Regions from separate parts of the Homo sapiens genome. Here all the other regions are linked to region 3. Evidence: read pairs that join two places in POLR2A ChIA-PET (ENCODE). Cell type or tissue: GM12878. All regions are shown on one strand. Links, peaks and the distances in the headings refer to the core of each region. The heading gives the core; the rest is flanking DNA.

Evidence for each region. ChIA-PET counts read pairs that join two places held together with the same protein. Peaks named below come from ENCODE experiments on the same cell type or tissue, not always from the same donor. Only the 100,000 strongest peaks of a DNase experiment are listed, where the experiment ranks them.
Region 1: POLR2A ChIA-PET joins it to region 3 with 6 read pairs; 1 of 35 experiments calls an interaction of 5 or more read pairs at or near these places.
Region 2: POLR2A ChIA-PET joins it to region 3 with 6 read pairs; 1 of 35 experiments calls an interaction of 5 or more read pairs at or near these places.

The regions. Positions count from the first base shown.
Region 1 is chr6:37,937,695-37,945,030 of GRCh38, forward strand. All of the region lies in intron 2 of ZFAND3 (zinc finger AN1-type containing 3), which reads left to right. Among named protein-coding and RNA genes, the nearest start is that of ZFAND3, 120 kb to the left of the region's middle. In GM12878, for the core only: no CTCF peak of the experiment used is centred there; no DNase peak of the experiment used is centred there.
Region 2 is chr6:37,957,089-37,964,424 of GRCh38, forward strand. All of the region lies in intron 2 of ZFAND3 (zinc finger AN1-type containing 3), which reads left to right. Among named protein-coding and RNA genes, the nearest start is that of ZFAND3, 140 kb to the left of the region's middle. In GM12878, for the core only: no CTCF peak of the experiment used is centred there; a DNase peak (open chromatin) is centred at 3,243.
Region 3 is chr6:37,773,578-37,780,913 of GRCh38, forward strand. No RefSeq gene overlaps it. Among named protein-coding and RNA genes, the nearest start is that of ZFAND3-DT, 42 kb to the right of the region's middle. RefSeq lists enhancers at 2,874-3,424, 3,492-4,423, 4,018-4,087. In GM12878, for the core only: no CTCF peak of the experiment used is centred there; a DNase peak (open chromatin) is centred at 3,864; H3K27ac peaks cover 672 bases.

The sequences.
Region 1 (7,336 bases), core at 2,255-4,754, 160 kb after region 3:
TCTTAAGACGAAGTGTTTGAATAGAGTATTTCTGTTTTTGTAATCTTTTTGACTTGATTGCTTTTGTATACTCTTTGATTTCTTCTAAGCCAGACGCCCAAGAGGGATTTCTCGTGTAACACACACACACATTTTGGTCATGTGTTTGTTAAAAGGGGACAGCTCAACTTACCAGGCTCTTCTTAACCATTATGTGTCTGTTGGTAGGTATCTGTTGGATGGTTGGGTGTCTGACATTCAGAATATCCACAAACCCACCCAGAAGTAACAAATGTTAATGTTTTGCCTTTTTTCTTATCACACTAAAAAGGGCACTAAAATGTCACAGTTTTCTTTTACCCTAGTCATCATCTTCCCAACTCAGAGACAACTACTCTCCTTCTTATCCTTGTATTTACACTTTTTATTATGAATGGGCATTTATATAAATATTGTTATGATTCTGTTTTTAAAATGTTTAAATGGTATTTTGTACTAGTCTACAACCTGTATTCTTTTAAATAATGCTTTTAGAAACTAATCATGTTGACACGTTGCTCTTGTTCATTTTAACTATAATATTCCATTATAATTAATGTCTAGATTTACCTAGAACAATCTCCGTTTATGCATTTTGTGCCAGTGAAAATACTAATAGTACCTCTTTGTACCAAACTGGTACTATTGTAAGTGTACCAATTTGTTTGATACATTAATTGGTCACCTTCATTATAATGTGCCCTAATTTATTTATCTAGTCCCCTGTAGAGGGACATTTGTTTTCAGTGGCCATTTTTATACCACAGTTGCAATCCTGTGTTTTCTCTCTCTCTTTTTTTCAGCACTTGCTTGACTATGTTAAAAGAATGTTTCTGTAGGAAACTCTGTTCTTTATGGTGTAGCCTCCCTTACTCTGAAATGCAAGCAAGACTCGGGCAACAGTTCCTTAACGGATTAGCAGTGCTGGACTGTGGCAGCCTTTTCTAATCTCTTAGTCTATAGCAGTTTGATGTCTTACTAATAAGCATTCTTAAATTGTGTGGTTAATTATTATGCTAGTCAAGATACATGAAGCAGTGTGTTAAAGATGATGATGATGATGATGTTATGGAAATTATGTCAAAAATAATTGTTGCATTTCTAACGGGAAACAGTGCTCAGTGCTGTGAAATAGCTGAGAGGTGGCTTCTTTCAGGCCTCAAGTGGGAAAATTGTGACCATGTGTTAGAGTATGATAGGGAAAATGGAAGAAATTTAGTAGTTACTAGGTCTTTTAAGATAGTTTAGTCTGTCACTTGGCTTTATTTCTTCCCTCTTGTTGGTCTAAAGCTGTAGTCTCTTTGTGGTAGACAGGATTATCCATTGTGGCATAGAGAGAAAATGTTAGAATTCCTACTTGTGTTTATTTTTGTCCTGTATACATAATCTCATTGGTATCTGTATTAGTTTCCTAGGGTTGCCACAACAAATTGCCATACACTTGGTGGTTTAAAACAACAGAAGTTTATTCTCTCACAGTTCTGGAGGCCAGAAGTCTAAAACCAAGGTAATGGCAGGGTTGGTTTCCTCTAGAACCTTTGAGGGAGAATTCATTCCATGCTGCTGCTTGTTTCTGGCTTGTCAATAGTTCTTGGCATTCCTTTGCTCATAGACATATCATTCTAGTCTCTGCTTCATCCACATGGCCTTCTCCCCTGTGAGTCTCTATCTTTCCCTCTTCTGTCTCCTCTAAGGACAGTTGTCATTGGCTCAGTCTTATCCCGGATTATCTCATCTGGAAATCCTTAACTTAATTACATCTGCAGAAGCTTTTTTTCCCAAAATTATCACATTCACAGATTCTGGGTGGACATATTTTGGGAGGTGGGGACAGGGACAGGGTGCATCATTCAGTCCACTACGGGAATATGTAACTACTTTTAAAACAGAAATGGAAGAGATGTGCACTCAAATTTTATGCTGATGGTACACCTTTATCAAAGCTTGGAGACTTCTAGTTTAGAGAACTGTTTGGGTTGGATACAGTTGGCCTCTTTTCATGTAATTAGACGACCCTCTGTGACATGAAAAGTAGTATAAGAGTTAAGGCCAGGAACGGTGGCTCACACCTGTAATCCCAACACTTCGGGAGGCTTAGGCGGGCGGATCACGAGGTCAGGAGTTTGAGACCAGCCTGGCCAACATGGTGAAACCCCATCTCTACTAAAAATATAAAAATTAGCTGGGAGTGGTGGTGCACGCCTGTAATCCCAGCTACTCCGGAAACTGAGGCAGGAGAATCACTTAAACCTGTGAGGTGGAGGTTGCAGTGAGCTGAGATTGTGCCACTGCACTCCAGCCTGGGCGACAGAGCAAGGCTCTGTCTCGGGGTGGGGAGGCGGGCAGTGTGGGGAGTTAATTGGTAATATTCCCTATGTTTCATATCCTCAGTAGACTAATACAGGCTACTGTATCAGAATGACCAGGCTTAGGTTTATGGGCTCCCTTTTAGACTTGTCAGGAATATGGATAACTTTCAGATAGACTCAGAAAAGCACGGGACTGTTTTGTGCTTCAGAGGCTTTGGCTCCACCAAGTTTCAGATACTTAGCGTAATTCTTGTTCTGGCTGTTGCCTTTGTGTGTGAATTAGAAGATTATGATGAGGTTGCTTTTTGACATTTTTCCTGGATATAATACCCACTTGTACTTAATTCTTAGTCCACAGTAGGGATGATGAGTAAAAAGATGGGACATTATTTTTGGGCCATTAATGTATGACTAAAATATCATCTTTCATGCTATAAAATTTTATACCCTTTAAAAGCTTCAGTGCTTAGCTGGTTCTTGCAGTGTAAAGTAGATCTAACTGTATGTTAACAGTCTTAACTATTTTTTTTTTAATTTATAAAGAAAAGAGGTTTGATTGGCTCACAGTTCTGCAGGCTGTACAGGAAGCATAGTACTGGCATCTGCTTCTGGGGAGGTCTCTGGAAGTTCCCAGTGATGGCAGAAGGCCAAGCAAGAACTTGCATATCACATGGCAAAAGCAGGAGCAAGAAAGAGAGAGTGACAATTTTAACTATTATCAAAGGTTGTTTTACATTTCTTAATTTACTTTTAAACTAAATATTGGGGAGAGAGAAGAAAAAATACCTTAAGACTTCCGGCTTGAAGAAAAAGAAAAATGACACATAATCTTAAATGGAGAATGCTGAAAGACAGATATTTTAGTAGTGGAACAAGAATTAGTTTTTGTGAAAAAAGAGAGGAAAGGCATAGACAATTACATGGGTTTTTGTTTGTTTTTGTTTTTAAAGGCAGTAAAATCCTGAAATGAAATAATTGCAATTGTAACTAAGATTGCTGCAGCCCTTTTATATTATGAAGTCCTTTAATACAATATTATCACATTTGATTCTTACAATGTTGGTGATTTTATAGCTCCATTTTACAGATAAGGAAACTGACTCAAATGGGTTAACTCATGTTCCCAAGATTAAATAAATTTTAAAGAACTGAGATTTGATCAATGGAAGTTTAGACTTGGATCTAATCTCCACTGTTTGATGTTATTAGGATGAAAGTAGTAGACTTAGATGGAATTGTACTGTGAAAACCAAAGCTAAATAGATTAGTCGGGATTGTACTGTGAGGATGTAACAGTAACATTGTTTTGCATTTGTGTGTAGGAGTATTCTCTTTTCTTCTGCTCTTTTCTTTTAGTTCAGTTGTAGTTTGCCTCTAGATCCCCTCATAATCAGAGAAACAGTGCTGAAAGCTTCACAAGAGTAGCTAATTTAGGAAAAGGTGTGCATATGTGGTGGGGGGAGTGTTTTTGTCTAACACATTTTCTGTTTTGGTGGTGAGATCTTCATTTCTTAACATCTTTCTTGTTCTTGTTCATATGACTTTTAGCTCATTAACCTTGCTCTCTGTGCTGCGTAGTGAAGCACCATTTCTATTTAGTCTCCTGTGTTTAGCTTCTCAGAAGAATTTTTTTGAAAATGTTTGGAAGTGTGATTTAATTGCAAGGCTGTTTGCACATTGTCAGTGTGAAAGCAAAGATGAATTTCGTATTTAGACTGTGCAACCTGCAGATTTCATTTGTTAAACCTTCCAGTTGGTACTCCCGTTCTCTCATACATGTGTGCATAATAATAGTATGGAAAAAAACTCCTGTTTTGTTGTATCCATATTTATCAGTTTGGTTGAGTTATGGAAAAGCCTGTCCTTTGCTTTGTGTATTTGCTCATTTGGAAACCTTGTATAGTTTATAGAGACACTAGTGATTTGTTCCCCAGCTTCCCTGTGGGTTTTGTTCCATATTACAATCTAATTCCACCTCTCTGTCCCATACTCCTGAGCTGTTAATTTGTACATTTCGATGCCGTTTGTTTCATCCTGTGTTTTTTAATCCAAACTGAATGTAATGGGCTGTGTGCTTTAGGGACCTGGCTTTGCCTTGCCAATTAGAACAAAGTGGTTACTGAGTAAGAGTATGTTTTAAATAAAACATGGCACCTCTGAATGGTGCTGATACTCATTTGGGAATAAAAGAGATGGTTTTAACCCTTTGACTCACAAAGAAGAGCCATTATAAAAGATCATATATATATATTTTTTTTTCTTTGAAAAGAAGGGTAAAGTTTACCTCCATAAAATGTGGTTTTACAAGTTTCTTAAGGTAACTAAATAAATTTAAAAGTTTGTCATTAAAAATGTACTTTTTTCCTTCATGATCATTTGAGACATGTTAGCAAAATTCTGTAAATTTATGAATATTGAACCAATGGCTGCTGCTGAATTTTGAATTTGTTCATGTTTAGGAAGGTGAGGGTATATGAAACCAATAGATATGTCAGCCTCTTTTTATTTTTATAATATATCAAGCCAAGTTTTCAATTTAGTGGTGACACTCCTTCCCCCAGAGATACTTAAAAATTATGAAGGTGAATGTAAGCTTCTACAATCTTGTGGGAATATTATTTTCAGATAATTGAATTTTGAGCCATCAATGACTTAAGGCTATTTGGAAGTTTAGCTGCACTTTCACCAAATATTTATAGCACAGATGTTTCTGAATAGACCATAGGCTAATAGTTTACTAATTCACGTCATAGAGAGACACTTCATCAGTTACTTCTGTTATTGTATTTGCATCTACCCTAAAAATAGAGTTCTCTTTTTAGCTGATATAGCAGATAAACTGTAATTCATCATTGGAATAAGGAAAACATAAAACTTACTTTGAAGAAAAAGTGGGACTGTATCAAAAACTTTGAAATAAAGACATCCAAGGGAAAGCTAGACGTAGAAAGACTTGGTGACAGGTTTAGACAACATTATAGCATGTATTAACCTATGCAAACAAGAGAGAACAAAAGGAATGCATTTCTGTAGAACAGTTCAATTAAAAAGTATGTAGGAGTATCATGTTGAAAAAAAAGGTTTCTAGAAAAATGATGTCTGTAGTAGAGGAGGCCAGTTAATTGGACTAAGTGAAACTAAACATAGGCATTTCTAACATTGTACTGGGAAAGTCTTGCAAGCCCTACTGCTGGTTTGAAGAGACGATCATTGTAACAGTATTACTAAATGCCCTGTACTTCAGATTTGAAGATTAACCTCCATATTGCTAGTACTTTAAATTGTTCAGTTTTCTGAGTAAAGATATTAAAGTTTAAATGTGCTTCCATCTTCTCCTCAACACTGTTTTAACCTGTAGCTAAACTGACAGTCCAGGAGATTGAATTTTGTTTAAAAATGTTTGATATCTGTAGAGAACACTGTATTTTCCAGCTTTGCATAAAGTGACAGTGTTTTCCTTAACTCATATGTTTTAGGATCCAGTAGCTGTTAATTTCCATGCCTGAAGCACAAATTAATGTCAGGAAATCTTTCTCAAAAATTATTTTCATGCAGGTCCCAGGCTTCCAATGGCAACTGAAAGCTGGGTTATTCATTTCTCCTATACCTGTTACTCAGTGTGCATCATAAGTATTTGTAAACACTGGTTTTGCTTTTAGGAACTCTAGAAGTGCGAATCCCATTAATCATGTGATATTAGTAAATGATGATCATAGAATATTTGAGTGGAAAGAATTTTAGAGCCCTTTTCTTACCAAAACACTGGTACTCAGTCCAAATGTCTACTGAATTAATGAGTTTCAAAGTAAACTGAAGTGGTGAGGGTAAAGTGGCTTATTATTTCATCTTTTATTTGCATACTTCAACCTCAGTTTCCTTTCTCCTTCCAGTGTTACATGCTATATTAGTAATCTTGAAGATGAGACTAGAAATAAATCTATAACAAAGTTGCAACAACCCTTTAATTTGTAGATACTGCTTTAGGATTGTATGCCTTTTTCTGTTTACTATCTCTTAATTCAGGTGCTGTTAGTCTTGCAGGTAAACATTCATTGTTCTGTAGAGTTGATACAGTTGTCAAATTTTTGTGTATTTGTGTGTATGTGGGTTTATGCACATGCATACAGTTATTTAGATGTGTTGATTATAATTTTTAATTAAAATTTTTATTTAAATATGACAGTTGGATTTTATATGAGATTTTATACCATATAGCAATTACAAGAAGAACTAAAACGTCCAAAAACACTATCTGCATCATTAGTACCTTAAAGAAATTTCCCCAAACTTGATGAAAATCTTTATTATAGATTTTTAAAAAACCCATGATAAAGTGTTTCATGTTCTAAGATACATACTCTGTGGAAATGGATCTTTTTTATAGTGTCCCTCTATCAAGTAGCCTGGGTTTATAAAATATCACAGAGACAAAATTCTTTTCTCAAAATCCCTACATGGCCCTACAAGAGGAGGAGCCTAAAAAAAGAAAAGAGAAAAAACTGTGTGTATGCTTCCCTTAGGCCAAAATTTGTCTTCATTGAATGGGAAAGGCAAAACTACTAAATCGGTTTTTCTTTTGTGATGACTGAGGTCTTGTGTTTTGACCTACAGCGTATATCACGTGGAGAAAGGTGCTTCATATAACTTGGGTAGCAATTTGAGAACTTAAGTAATGACAATACTAAGTATTTAATATTTTTTCTTTTGGGCTGATACCAGTGGGCTGGGGGAGGTCCCTAAATGCCAGTGGGACATCAACTCTGATCAATGGTCAGGCTCTTGACAGTGTCTTCAGTAGGAATTCAAGGATGAGTTGGAAAATAGTGAAATGTACTAAGATTTATTGCAAAATGAAAAGTACATGCTCAAGAAAGGGGAGTGCGAGCATACTCCAGACAGGGTTTGGCTTCTATCTGTATGGGTTTCTTTAATCAAGGGGTGGAGTATTCATGAAGATTTCTGGAAAAAGGTGAAAATTTCTCAACTTTAGTGCCACCCATTTTTACACC
Region 2 (7,336 bases), core at 2,236-4,735, 180 kb after region 3:
GCTCTTCAGCTCTGGTGTGGTCAGAGTTACTGTGTTTGAAACGATTCAGTCTTTTAGTCTTTCTGTCCATGTGTTAAGCAAGTTCCCCCCCTTTCTTCCTCTCTTTTCAGGAATAACGCAAATTATCTTTTTCTAGAAGAACTATTCTATAACTTGCCAATTCTAGTTGAAACATTTTACCATTTCTTATATCCTTAGTCTCATGCTCTGGATTTGGCATCAATTTTTTTTTTTTCATTGAATTCCAAGACTCTTTTTGTTGATTGTGTAACCTTGGACAAGTGACATAAATGTCTCGGAGTCTCAGTTTGCACTTGTTCTTGGTGGGGATGGTGATAACCTGCTTTACAGTAGGTTTGTAAGGATCAAAATAAATTAGTGAGGCACTTACTAAACTTTCAACATGTATACATGTAAGTTGTTTCTTATTAGGTACAGTGTAATAAAATATATTGGTAAGCAATGCTAGGGTCATCTAGATTTGTTTTTTACTCAAGCAGAACATTTGGCTGTAGTATCTTGAAACTAGAAGCTGGTATGGAATAATTGTTGCACAGATTTAAAATGATGGATGGAATGAAAATAGAGTTGCCAGCTACTTTTTAGCTAAGAAATATGGTAGAACTCTACCCTTAGTTGTTTTCAAGGACACATGATCTACTCTAGGAAACTTGTCAGTACTTTTGTATGCTAGTTGCATACGGACCTAGGCCGAAATTATGAGGAAAAGCAGCAGGACCCTGGTAAATATTCCTGGTGGGATAATTTATGCATATACCTTTGGAGAAAAACTCCAATATGCTGTGTGTGTGACATATAGGGTGTTATGCTCTATGATTTGTTTGACTATATTTAATCCAAAAATCGTGTACACAAATCAAATAGAGGGACTGGACCAGATCAATGAGATCAATAACAAAGGTAAATTTGGATTTTTTTTTCTTGGAAAGAATTTATAATATGACTATGGACAGACAATTAGTCATAAAATTTTAAAAAATATTTGTCTTTATTCTTTAGTGGTGTCCATTCAGATCTGTAAATTTTCAGTACAAAAATATGATTTTAAAAATTGCTCATTTAGGCTGGGCATGATGGCTCACGCCTGTAATGCCAGCACTTTGGGAGACCAAGGTGGGCAGATCACCTGAGGTCAGGAGTTCGAGACCAGCCAGGCCAACATGGGGAAACCCCATCTCTACTAAAAATACAAAGATTAGCTGGGCGTGGTGGCGGGCGCCTGTAACCCCAGCTCCTCGGGAGGCTGAGGCAGGAGAATCGCTTGAACCTGGGAGGTGGAGGTTACAGTGAGCTGAGATTGTGCCACTGCACTTCAGCCTTAGTGACAGAACAAGACTCGGTCTCAAAAAAAAAAAAAAAAAAAAATTCTCATTTAGGTAGATTCTGAACCATTTTATGTAAATGAGATTTTTAAAAAATAATGCTGTATTTCTGCCGTCACTCTAATTAGCAATCCTGGAAGCAAAATATTTGACTTAAGATAATGAGCACTTGAATTGACTTATACTTAGGGAAAAAATGGAACTACATAGTCATAGCAATTAAGCTTGGGATGAGTATGTATACATCACCTTTTCTTCCACACTTAAGACTTCTAAAAAACCTTGCTTGGCTTTTCAGGACCGCCCCCCCCTTCCCCACCCACCGACGGACAAAATGTACCTTGTGTTTACATTGCTTGTATTTTACAATTGTAAATTTCCATAGGGATAGACGTGAATTCTGGTAAAATTTCTCCCCAAACCTTGCTTCATTTATTTTCCAAACTTTAAGATGACTGGCCCCCATTAATGTGTCTGTAAAGTTTGAACCTTAGTCAAAAGTACAAAAATGGTTAAAGGGCTTTAGGAACCAAATTCCTGCCATAGATTTTATCACCAACATCTTTCCTCTGGGTCATTACCCATTTGTTGGCTTCAGTGGAAGTATTGGTGAAGAATGAAAGAGCTAAGTCCTTGGGGTATAGAAGTGGAATAGTGAGTAAGCTGAGGTGTGGTATTCTCGGCAGCCCCCATTTCACCTTCTGAATTTGCTTAAATGCAAGACTTTGCTTTTGTGCTGGTTTTAACCAATGTGATGCAGCATAGCCTAACACAACACAGTGGTTTGTAAATCAGGCTCCAGTCTAGTTCTGTGACATTAATGTGCAACAGCAGAACGTGTTTCAACATTATCAGTGCAGTTTCTCTCCACGGTAGTGATGGTTTCCTGCAGATGCACTTAGTCTGACTTCATCAAAATGGAAATGTTAACATTGGAATTACATAGATGGCTCCAAATCCAGAAATTCTGTCCACTATTGTTATGTAAATGAACAGTGTCAAGAATGGATTTTCACTTAATTTTTTTTAGAGCCTAAAGTATTAATAGTTAGCCTATTCTCTGTTGGTTGTGGTAGTATTCCATTTTTGTTGCTTTACTGAATGTCAGTTTGAATAATATGGATTCATATTATGTATAGAAATGGTAATGATTTCACATAAATTGTCAAATATGTAAATATTTGAATATACAAGAATTTGATGTAGACATTATTGGAACTTACTATAAAAGACCTTACACTTGTGATCCTTGCTTCATATGGACAAGCATTTTCTGGAGCTGTTTCCTGGTTGTATCTGTATTTTGAAAGTCTTTCCATTAACTTTCATCTTCTAGATCCAGAATTAAATTAAGACTAAATAGAGGCTAGTTCCTCAGGCTTACAATTTAAACTGCTTTCTTCTTGAGAACACTTATCACCTAACCTGGGCCCATGAAACTTGAGAAGGCGAAATCTGTATGGAAATAAGTTGTATTTGTTCAAAAGATTTTCTTGAATATCTGCTTTGTTTACTGCCTTACATTAAGCACTTTAGGGAGAAGTAAATATATACTACTTGCTCTCAAAATCCTTAAAGTCTAATTGGGGAGGGTAGGCATAAGCATTGAAATAGCAACACAGTATTTCAAGCAAGACCACTGAAATGTGTTCTGAAATCTTCAAGATACCGCAGTGTAGCATCTATCTGTCTTAGCTATAAAATGGGGATAATAATAGCCCTACTTATTTTTCTGAGGATTAATTGAGATCCTGTGTTAAATAAAATAGTAAAACCACACTGAGCTGGTCAGCTTTAGGCACACTGACCAGCCAACTCACTCATGCCTGCAAAGCTGTCCTGCAACACAGGTAATTCAGATTCATACTTAGCAAAATCATTTGTTATATGCAGTGAACCTTGAAACCTCAAATGTCAGATCCTTGAATGCCAAATGTTTAGTGTGACAAACATTTCAAGTCTATGTGGGCAGCAAACATTCATATACATATACACCCTTTACTTTGGACAGAAGGCAATGGGGAGTACCATCAGTGATGTTTGCCTGAGCCTGGCAACTTAATTCCTTTGTGGCACTGCTCACTTTCCATGAATTACATCCTCTTAGCACGTACACATTCTGCTGATGTTCAAACAACTACCTTAGAATCCTGTAGCTACCTTCGCATTTGTGTGCCTTCCGTTTATAAATAAAGGGAATAAAGGGAAGTTTAGAAAATGTTGCTGTATTTACATGTTCATTCATTCTAGGTATAGAAACAGAAACTTCTCTCATCACAGTTTTTACTCATCTCCAAGTTAAATGACATTCATCTGTTCTGAGAGTTCTTCCCCACTCCTTTCCCTACCCCTTGGGAAAAAAAATTGACTGGTTTTGGTGGCTCACACCTGTAACCCCAGCACTTTGGGAAGCCGAGGCAAGAGGGTCACTTGAATCCAGGCATTTGAGACCAACCTGGGCAACATAATGAGACCCCACCTTTACCAAAAATTAAAAAAAAAAATCAGCTGGGTGTGGTGGGATGTACCTATAGTCAGGAGGCTGAGGTGAGGGTGTTGCTTGAGCCTGGGATATTGAGGCTGCAGTGTTCTGTGATTGCAGTACTACATTCAGCCTGGGTGATAGAGCGAGACCCTGTTTCAAAAAATAGTAAATAATCAGTGCTCTTAGGATCTCTGATTCCAGGACTTGGCTCTTGGATGGCATTTCTGGACCTGCCCTGGGCCACCAGACAGGAGCCCACTCCCTTGAAAAGTGAGTCACTGCCAGGTGGTAGTTGGGCAGTACTCCCTGTGGGCCTGAGGTATCAGTGGACACGAGGTGAGGCTCCTCTGCCTTTGGAAAGGGGAGGGAAGAGTAGGAAGGACTGTGTCTTGTGGTTTGGTTGCCAGCTCAGCCACAATGCAATAGAACACCAGGTGGACATCTAAGGTTTTTGACTGTAGTCTCTGGCTCCAGGATAGCACCTCTGGCCCCTCCAGGATCCTGGGGGAGCTTGCTGCCCTGAAGGGAAGGACATAGGTCTGCCTGGCTTTGCTACCTGCTGATTGTAGAGCCCTAGGACACTGAGCGAACAGAGGTGACAGCCAGGGTGTGGTTACAGTGGGCCTTGGGTGAAACCCAGTGCTATGCTGGCTTCAGGTTTGACCCAGCGAAGTCCTAGAGCTGGTGGCCATAGGAGTACTTGTGTCAGTCCATCCCCATCTCTAAGTGGCTCAGAGCAGAGAGAGAAAGAGATTCTATTTGTTTGGGAGAAAGTACAGGAAGAAAACAAGAGTCTTTTTCTAGTAATCCAGAGAACTCTTGGATTTTGTCCAAGACCGTCAAGGTGGTACCTCTTAAGAGTCTGCAAGAAACACAGTCCTGCTGGGCTTGAGGTCCCCCCTAAAGCAGATACAGCTTAGATCACAACACCTAAGTCCTTTAGAATATCTGGAAGGCCTTTCCAAGAAGGATGGGTACAAACAAGCCCAGACTGCAAAGACTACAATAAATACCTAACTCTTCAATGCCCAGACACAGAGGGGTGTCTGCAAGTATCAGGATGATTGAGGAAAACATGATCTTACCAAATCAACTAAATAAGGCACCCGGGACAAATCCTGAAGAAATAGAGATATCAGACCTTTCAGACAGAGAATTCAAAACATCTGTTTTGAGGAAACTCAAAGAAATTCAAGATAACACAGAAGGAATTCAGAATTATATCAGATAAATTTGAAAGATTGAAATAACAAGAATTAGGCAGAAATTCTGAAGTTGAAAAATGAAATTGGTGTACTGAAGAATGCATCAGTCTTTTAACGGCAGAATTGACCAAACAGAAGAAAGAATTAGTGAGCTTGAAGACATGCTGTTTGAAAATATGCAGTCAGGCAAAAGAAAAAGTAACAATGAAGCATGCCTACAGGATCTAGAGAATAGCTATAAGAGGACAAATCTAAGAGTTACTGGGCTTAAAGGGGAGGTAGAGATAGAGATAGGCATAGAAAGTTTATTCAAATGGCAGGAAACCTTACAAACCTAGAGAAAACTATCAATATCCAAGTACATGTGAGAGGTGAAGCCGGCTGGGCTTCTGGATCTGGTGGGGACTTGGAGAACTTTTCTGTCTAAAGGATTGTGAACACACCAATCAGCGCTCTGTGTCTAGCTAAAGGTTTGTAAATGCAGCAATCAGCACTCTGTAAAAACGCACCAATCAGCGCTCTGTGTCTAGCTAAAGGTTTGTAAATGCACCAATCAGAACTCTGTAAAATGGACCAATCAGCAGGATGTGGGCGGGGCCAAATAAGGGAATAAAAGCTGGCCACCTGAGCCAGCAAGGGCAACCCTCTCGGGTCCCCTTCCACGCTGTGGAAGCTTTGTTCTTTTGCTCTTCACAATAAATCTTGCAGCTGCTCACTCTTTGGGTCCGCACTGCCTTTAAGAGCTGTAACACTTACTGTGAATGTCTGCGGCTTCACTCCTGAAGTCAGCGAGACCACGAACCCACTGGGAGGAACAAACAACTCCGGACGCACCACCTTTAAGATCTACATGTAACGCTCACTGCAAAGGTCTGCGGCTTCACTCCTGAAGTCATGCGAGACCACAAACCCACCAGAAGGAAGAAACTCCGAGTACATCTGAACACCTGAAGGAACAAACTCTGGACACACCATCTTTATGAACTGTAACACTCGCTGCGAGGGTCCGCAGCTTCATTCTTTAAGTCAGCGAGACCAAGAACCCACTGGAAGGAACCAATTCCGGACACATGTAGCCTATGGAACACCAAGTAGATTTAACCCAAAGAAGACTACTTAAAGGCATTTAATAATGAAGCTCCAAAGGTCAAGAAATGGAAAAATTCCTTGAAACAAATGATAATGGAAACACAACATACCCAAACCTGTGGGATATAGCGAAAGCAGTACTAGGAGGGAAGTTCATAGCTATTAGTGCCTACATAGAAAAGAATAAAAACTTCAGATAAATAACAATGCATCTTAACTAAAAAAGCAAGAGCAAACCAAACCCAAAATTAGTAGAAGAAAAAGTAAAGATACGAGCAGAAATACATGAATTTGAGATGAGAAATAATACAAGAAATCAATGAAACAAACAGTTGGCTGTTTAAAAGTTAAACAAAAGAGACAAACCTTTAGCCAGACTAAGAAAAAAAAAAAGATCCAAATAAATAAAATTCGTTTCTAGTTCTTCAGCTTCCATCCTGCTTCACCAGCAACAGTAATACCTTCTCTTTATGATAGTTTCCAGTCTGCTTCTGAATGTAGAAGCCTTCTTTCCTCCTTTTCTTTCTTTGACTTTCTGCTGTTTTTCCTCTCAATCTAGAATTTAAAGATGTTCTATTGATCTAGGTGTCAAGCCCTCTTAAGATCTCTCTATTGGATATAGTACTCTCTCATACAGCAACAGAGTAAGTAAATAATGCAAGGTACATTATAGATAAATAGCTGTGCGTTTTCCTGTACTATTCCCAACATCTCAATTATGAGTCTGTTATTTTACAAATCCTACTTTTCTGGAAGAATTGTCAACTGTTTTTGGCTTGGGCTAGTGTTCCATATATTATAATCCTTTCCATATTTTGTTCTGTTGTAATTCTATTTCTCCTTCTGTTTCATTCTTTTTTCCCCCCTCAGGTTTTCCTTGTCCTCCCTTCTCCTAACTCCTGCAAAATAAAACAAATCTTTGAGTGCAAATCTTTCCTCAAGACTTCTGGACTATTGCTGTCTTTTCAAAGATCAGGTAATAAAGTAAAAGAGATATGAACTTTGATGTCCTGCTCTGATGCCTAGCTGTTACAGGTGCATTTACCTAGGTTCTGTATCACATGACTACCCTACCATGCTACAGGACCAGAAGGGATGCTTGATTCATAAGGTAGCCAGTCTATAACTTCTGACCTGTGTGGCTCTTGGGGAAAATGTGAACTTCTGAGAGAGGCAGAGGGAGATTAAACTGGTGATGTGCAGGTGTATTGGGC
Region 3 (7,336 bases), core at 2,444-4,943:
AAGAAAAAGAACTGAGACTATAGAGGGAAAAAATAAGTAAAGAAATAATAAAAGAGGCGGACGCAGTGGCTCACGCCTGTAATCCCAACACTGTGGGAGGCTGAGGCGGATGGATCACTTGAGGTTAGGAATTCGAGACCAGCCTGCCCAACATGGTGAGACCCCGTCTCTGCTAAAAATACAAAAATTAGCTGGGCGTGGTGGCAGCCACCTGTAATCCCAGCTACTAGGAAGGCTGAGGCAGGAGAATGGCGTGAACCTGGGAGGCGGAGCTTGCAGTGAGCAGAGATCACGCCACTGCACTCCAGCCTGGGTAACACAGCAAGACTCTGTCTCAAAAAAAAAAAAAAAAAAAAAAAAGGAAAGCAAGCAAGAAAGAAATAATAAAAGAAAAATTTCCAGCACTAAAATACATGTTTGAGATTATCGAGAACAATGAACAGAGACCAATACAAAGCATACATCATTATGAAATTTCAAAACACTAGCGATAAAAAAGAAACCCTAAAAGCTTCCAGAGGGGGGAAAAAAATTGGTTACTTGCAAAGAAAAGGAAGTCAGAATGAACTCAGATTTTGTTTATCCATAAAAGTGGAAGCTAGAAGACAATTATCAATGTATTTTAAATTCTGAGGACATGGTTTTCTATCTAGAATTGTATACCCAACAAAACTATCAACCAAAGGGCAGGTAGAATAAAGACATTTTCAGGCTTGCAAGATCTCAACATATATGTCTCCTATAGACCCTTTCTCAAATCTTGGAAAATATGCTCCACTAAAAGGAGGAAGTCAATCAAGAAAGAGAAGATTTTATGGCCCAGGAAAGAAGGAATGCAACACAGGCGAAAGGTACATGGCATTTGTCAGATAAGTGTAAAGGGAACTCCCAGGATGAGAGCTGGGCAGCAGTCCCAGAGAAGAATCCATCCAGATTGAGTGGAGGACAGGACACTTCCAGAAAGATATCACTAAAAAGGAAACAAAATGGTTAGCATCTAATGTGTTTAAAAGTGTTAAAGAATTTGTCGGGGCCAGGTGCAGTGGCTCATTTTGTAATCCCAGCAATTTGAGAGGCTGAGGTGGGAGCATTGCTTGAGCTCAGGAGTTGGAGGCTAGCCTGGGCAACATAGGGAGACCCCATCTCTGAAAAAAAGAAAAAATTAAAACATTAGGCAGGCATGATGGTGCACACCTGTTAGTCCCAGCTACTCTGGGGGCTGAAGTGGGAGGATCACTTGAGTGGGAAGATCAAGGCTGCAGTGAGCCATGATCATACCACTGCACTCCAGCCTGGGCAACAGAGTGAGAACTTGTCTCAAAAAAAAAAAAAAAAAAAAAAGGATTTGTCAAATTTGTGATATATATAGGAAAAACTAAGATTTTTTTTTTTTTTTGAGATGGAGTCTTGCTCTGTCGCCCAGGCTGGAGTGCAGTGGCACAATCTCGCCTCACTGCAAGCTCTGCCTCCCGGGTTCACACCATTCTCCTGCCTCAGCCTCCTCAGTAGCTGGGACTACAGGCACCCGCCACCATGCCCGGCTAATTTTTTATATTTTTAGTAGAGACAGGGTTTCACTGTGTTAGCCAGGATGGTCTCGATCTCCTGACCTCATGATCTGCTCACCTCGACCTCCCAAAGTGCTGGGATTACAGGCGTGAGCCACCACACCTGGCCTAAGATTTTTTTTTTTTTTTTTTAACAGAGCCAGTAATTAACTCCACAGGAAGCAGGGTAATACAATTTTCAAAATGTAATCAGAGTCTACTTTTTGGCTCAACCATGAATAATATTTGCAAAATCATAATAAAATAAACATTGAATATTGATGTATTAAAATGTGAAAAAAAGTGGAGCCAGGTATGATGGCGCATGCCTGTAGTCTCAGCTACTCTGGCTGGGGTGGAAAGATCGCTTCAGTCCAGGAGTTAGAGGCCAACCTGGAAACGTAACAAGACCTTGTCTCTATTAAATTAATTTAAAAGATGGAATAAAATGATAAAACTACATTGGTGGAGAAAAAGTGGAGGGTTGGGTTTAGCAAACTTAACGTTTTCATCTTCCATACTATAAAGGCAATAGTTTATACTTAAAACTAAAACATCAATAGGAAAATAAGTATTTTTTTGCATAGAAATCTGAAAATACTAGGAAAAAACCAAAACAGTTAACACTTAAAAATGGCTGCCTCTCAGGAGCAGGACTGCAGGGTGCAGAAGGCCAGTGTGGAAATGGCTGTTTCATTATAAGCCTTTAAGTATTTGACTTTTTAACAATGTCTATGTATAATTGTAATTTATAAACATCAGTGAATATTAATATAATACTAACATGCCAGCCAAACAGAAATTAGTGAGATCGCTAATTTTTACTTCTACCTCCAGCTCTAATTCTCTGAGTCTTTTTTTGAGACAGAGTCTGGCTCTGTTGCCCAGGCTGGAGTGCAGTGGCACAGTTTCAGCTCACTGCAACCTCTGCCTCCCGGGTTCAAGCGATTCTCCTGCCTCAGCCTCCCGAGTAGCTGGGATTACAGGCGTGTGCCACTGTGCCTGGCTAATTTTTGTATTTTTTGTAGAGATGGGGTTTCACCAAGTTGGCCAGGCTGGTCTTGAACTCCTGACCTCAACTGATCTGCTCACCTTAGCCTCCCAAAGTGCTGGGATTACAGGCATGAGCCACCGCACCCGGTCCTCTGAGTCTTCTGTGCCTGATTCTAGCTGTGCCTCAATGCTCTTTGTTCCTCTATCCTCTTCCCACCTCTTCTTTCCTCTCTTCACTCCCTCCTATCTCCCCACTCCCACCACACCCTGACACCATGCTCCTGCCAGTCAGTGAATCTCGGGAGCTGCCATAGTGCCCCCAACTCCCCTCTTACCTCTGGCTTGTCGTCCCCGCCCCCTTGATCTCACCCGCAGTTCAAGGGCTGAACTGAGTGGGCATGAGCACGAAGGCTGTTGTCCGCAGGCCGGGGGCCTATCATCTCCTGAGCCTGTCTTTATGTAAAAGGCTGGTATTCGGTTCTTCATTGTATTAGTTTCTTATTGCTGCTGTCGTAAATTACCACAAACCTAGTGCCTTAAAACAACACAAGTTTATTAGTTCCCAGTTCTGTAAGTCACAGTCTGACACCGGTCTCACTGAGCTAAAAACAAGGTGTCAGCAGGACTTCATTTCCTTCTGGAGGCTCTGGGGGAACATCTGCTTTCTCGCCTTTTCTAGTTTCCAGAGGTTGCTTGCAGTCCTTGGCAGTGGCCTCCAAACGTCTTCAAAGCCAGGCGAGTCTTTCTCACACCATACTTCTCTGACTCTACTTCCGCCATGACATTTCTTTCCCCGATTCCAACTCTTCTGCCGCCCTCTTCTGCTTTTAAGGACCCTTATGATTACATTGGCTCCACCTGGACAACTCAGGCTCCTCCCCCTACCTCAAGGTCTGCTGATTAGCAACCTTTCTTCCGCCTGCACCCGATCTCCCCTTTGCCATATAATTTAGCATATTCACGAATTTTAGAGCACGTAGACCTCTTCAGGAGGGGGGCATCATTCTGCCCGCCACAATCACAGATCTTGTTTTGCATTAATTTTGATTTTTAAAACTAGCTCATTCAAGTATTAAGTCTCTTAATTGCTGAGTTTTTTGGCACCCCTAAAATTTGATGCCTGAGGTGAGTGAGGCACCCTCATCCAGGCCCTGTCTATCTTTCTTTCTTGGCCCACCCCTTCCATCCTCAAGCCCAGCCCAGCCAAGCATCTTGCACCTCAGGCTGCCCAGGATCCAGCCAAGTTCTGCAGGTGGTTTCCCAACCGCATGCATTTCTCTGCTCCGGTTTCAGAAGTGGGGGCTCAGGCTCTCAGGCTGCCGAGTCAAAGATGGGAAGAGAAAATGTTCGATTTCTCCTGGGCCCCAGGGAGGAGTCAGGCCCCAGTCACTAGACACCTGATCCTCCCCTCGTGGCTGCAGAGACAGCAGCCTTAAGGCTGGCCACAAGCAGCGGGGCCTGAAGCTGGAGGAGCGGGGAGGAGAGTTGAAAGAGGATCCTAGCACTGCTTGAAGGTCATGGGCAGCCAGCGGGTGTCTGGGCCACCACAGTGGGGGATACTGGAAAGCTGATGTGGCTCTCACACTGGAGAGGCCCCTGGGAGGTAGAGGGCGTGATTCCCAGCCATCCTAGCAATGTCACAAAGGAGACTGCTGTGTTGTGGGGGGACGGGGGAAGACTGGGAGGGGAGAGGAAAACTGGGAGAGGAGTGGGTCTTCCTGAGGCTGTGGGGGAAGGGGAGTGGCTACCAAACATTCTGCAATGGAGACAGTGCGTACCTGAGTTCTCAGGAAGGTGGGGAGGGGGTGGTAGAAGGAGAAGGGCAAGTAGAACCAGCATGCCGCCGTAACTTACACCTCTCCATGAGCCTGCAAAGCCACCCTCATGGGGAGGCCATGCACTTGAGACCCTACCCTTACATAAAACTTTCAAGTCCCCAGAGCACCTCAACATTCTCATCTGATTCCCACAACCCCAGGAGGCAGGCAGGAGCACCCCCATTTTACAGATGAGGAGGCTCCATGCAGTGACTTCCCACTTTCATCATGGCTCAGAGAGCCCCCACATCTCCCAGCTCCTCCTCTTTGCCTCCTGGCTTCTCTTCCTAGAAGGAAAGGGAGTGTGATGGAGAAAACTGGGGAAGAGGTGAGGGTCCCTGGGCCAGATAAGAGACAAACACCACCACCATTGCCACCCCTAACAACAAAGTGTCTGACTCCAGGAGTTACTGTGCAGGAAAATGCCAAGCTCAACACATCCTCCTGGAGTCAGCACTCCACGGAACTGGCATGAGGATTTTAGGGGCTCCTCCCCTACTGTCCTCCATCCATAACTGCTCAGAACTGCCTGGTGCCCCCTTGCTACCCACATCCACCACTACTGAGGGCCAGACTGTGGGGTCCAGTGTCACTGGTTAAGGCTCCTGTCACCCCATCCCCTGGGGCAAAGGTTGGGCCAGATGCCTCCTCCTTCTACCCTCTGGGTCTCCCTCACCACCTGCTTCAGGGGCCCCTCACTTTCCCAGAGAATGCCCCAGAGATGGAGTTCCCCACTCAGGCCCACAGGCCTACAGACCTCATCTTGCTGGCAGGGCACATTGAGGAAGGGGGTTTCAGAAAAGGTGGTTTCTCTGAATACATTGTGCCCACTCCTTCACTTCATTTTATAGCACTGTACCCAGAGCACTGCCAGCCACATGGCAGGGACTTGGCAAATACAGTATTGATTAATTTACTTCTCTCTCCCTGCCGTGGCAGAGACCCCAGGAAGAATTTGCCCCCTCAAGTGGTCTTGGGGGCAGGCTCAGATATTCAGAAGGTGATGGGATCTCCCTGGGTCCTGCCAGCATGGAAAGCCCTCCTTATGTGCCCAGCATGGCCTGGTGGGAGGCAGCAAGATGGACAAGCTGCCCTCAGAGGCAGGCATGACTGGCAGCTCCCATCAGCAGCTGCCGGTGTTCTCAATGAAGTGAGGTGATAGAGGAGGTCTCCCTTCTCCCTCCCTGCCCCAGGGCTGGCTGGGCCCTCTAAATGTGTCAAATGAGAACCAGGTGCAAATTAAGTGACTGAGGCACAAAGGCATTGAAGTTGGTATTTCCCATCCGAGGTACTGAGGCAAGGTCACTGGGAATCATTAACAGGTGGAGAGAGGGAGGAAGTGGGGCTATTCAGACAGAGGCTGAGAGGCCAGAGGGAAAAGGGTAGGGTGGAGGGGGAGGGAAGAAGGGAAATTTGCACACCATGAAAGGGGAGGGGAGAGAAGAGACTTGGCCCCAGTACCCTCAGTGGGTGAGCTTGGCATGGCCGCCTTGAGGCTGAGGGCTGCCTGTGCTCTGGAGCAGGTGGGGCGGTTTGTAGCATGAACAGAGGTTTCTCTGATCCTCCAGCTGCCTGGATCCCTTATTGCCCAGGGGTGGTGGCCTGGGAGGCTGCCCAGAAGGGCTGGTGACCTGAGGGGCTGGAGGTCCTGGGCCAGGCCCCCCAAGGTCATGCCAGCTGGCCCTCCCCTGGGCCCAATCAGAGGCTTGGAGTGCACAGCTGCCAACTTATGACTCAGAGGACCTGAGTAATTGACCCACAACTAATCACTAATGGTTTGCATATTTTGCATTTACTTTACATTCTCCTGGGGGTCTCTCTGCAATCACTCCCTACAGGCCCCTCCCCCTGCCCCCATCCCCCGTCCTTCTGTCTCCCTGCTATTTCCTCCAGGCCCAGACCCACAGACCCCCATCTCCTGTCCCTGCTCTCTCACCTGGGATCAGATAGGGCAGGTCATGGGTGGGAACATCCAAACTCCATCCTCTCTGACTTGAGGGCGCAGCAAGGGCAGCTAGGGGCACCTTGGGAGTGGCCAAGATCTGTCTGATAATTAATCTTCCTGCTAATGGAGGCTTCTCTGCCATCAGGGCTTTTAAGGAAACTCAGGGAAGTCCTTTAGTGCCATCAGCGCTGTCTCTGAGGTCCATAGGGGGCTCATTAGCAGCCCTCCACCTCACAGTTAGTGGCCCCTCCTCCAAATGGCTGCAGGAAGGGAGGAGAGCAGCCCAAGGCCCTGAGTGGAACTACTGCAGCCTGAACTGCTTCCCCACTACACCCCCCGCCAAATCTCTGAAGTGGAGTGAAGCGGCTCCTGCCTCTCTTCCAAAGTACTCCCCTTAGCTAGAAAGGACCTATCCTAGACAAGGAAAGCAAGGTCCAGAGAGGCTGAGTGATTTGCCCGAGGCCACCCAGGCAGCGGGACAAGCTGAACTGCAGTCGGCTGTAACCTCCTAACCTCAGGTCTCCTCTACCTCCATCCCTAACATGGGGAAAGGCAGCCCTTTCTCCAAGGGCTTTGGAAGGCAGGCAGGCCACTGATCCAGTTGGGACTGACCCCCAGGCCAGAGGCCAAATGGGATGACCCCTGGGAGTTTCCCATCATCCCAGGATGCTGGGGTTCTTTAGTACATTGAACCAGACCTCTTTCACTTTCAGGACAGGCTGTAAAGCTCTCCATTGTTTGTCACAGCAGTTTAAGGCCAAAGAGGCCTCTCTCAGTGAGAAATCAGGTGCAGAGTGGGGTGGTGGGCAGCAGCCCTTTTGGGGCTGCCCAAAAGGAAGGATCGGGCACAGAGGGCTGCAGTTTCCACCTATTCTACAAACAGGAGCACCCCCCTGAGCTAGACCCTCTGCTGGGTGTGAGAAGTCCCAGGAGTGAAAGAGACGTGTTTTACTTTCAGTAAATAACTGATCAAAATGGATGGAGTGATTTGCAGCAAATCTTTTAAAGTATTCTGGGATTCAGTTTCCCCATCT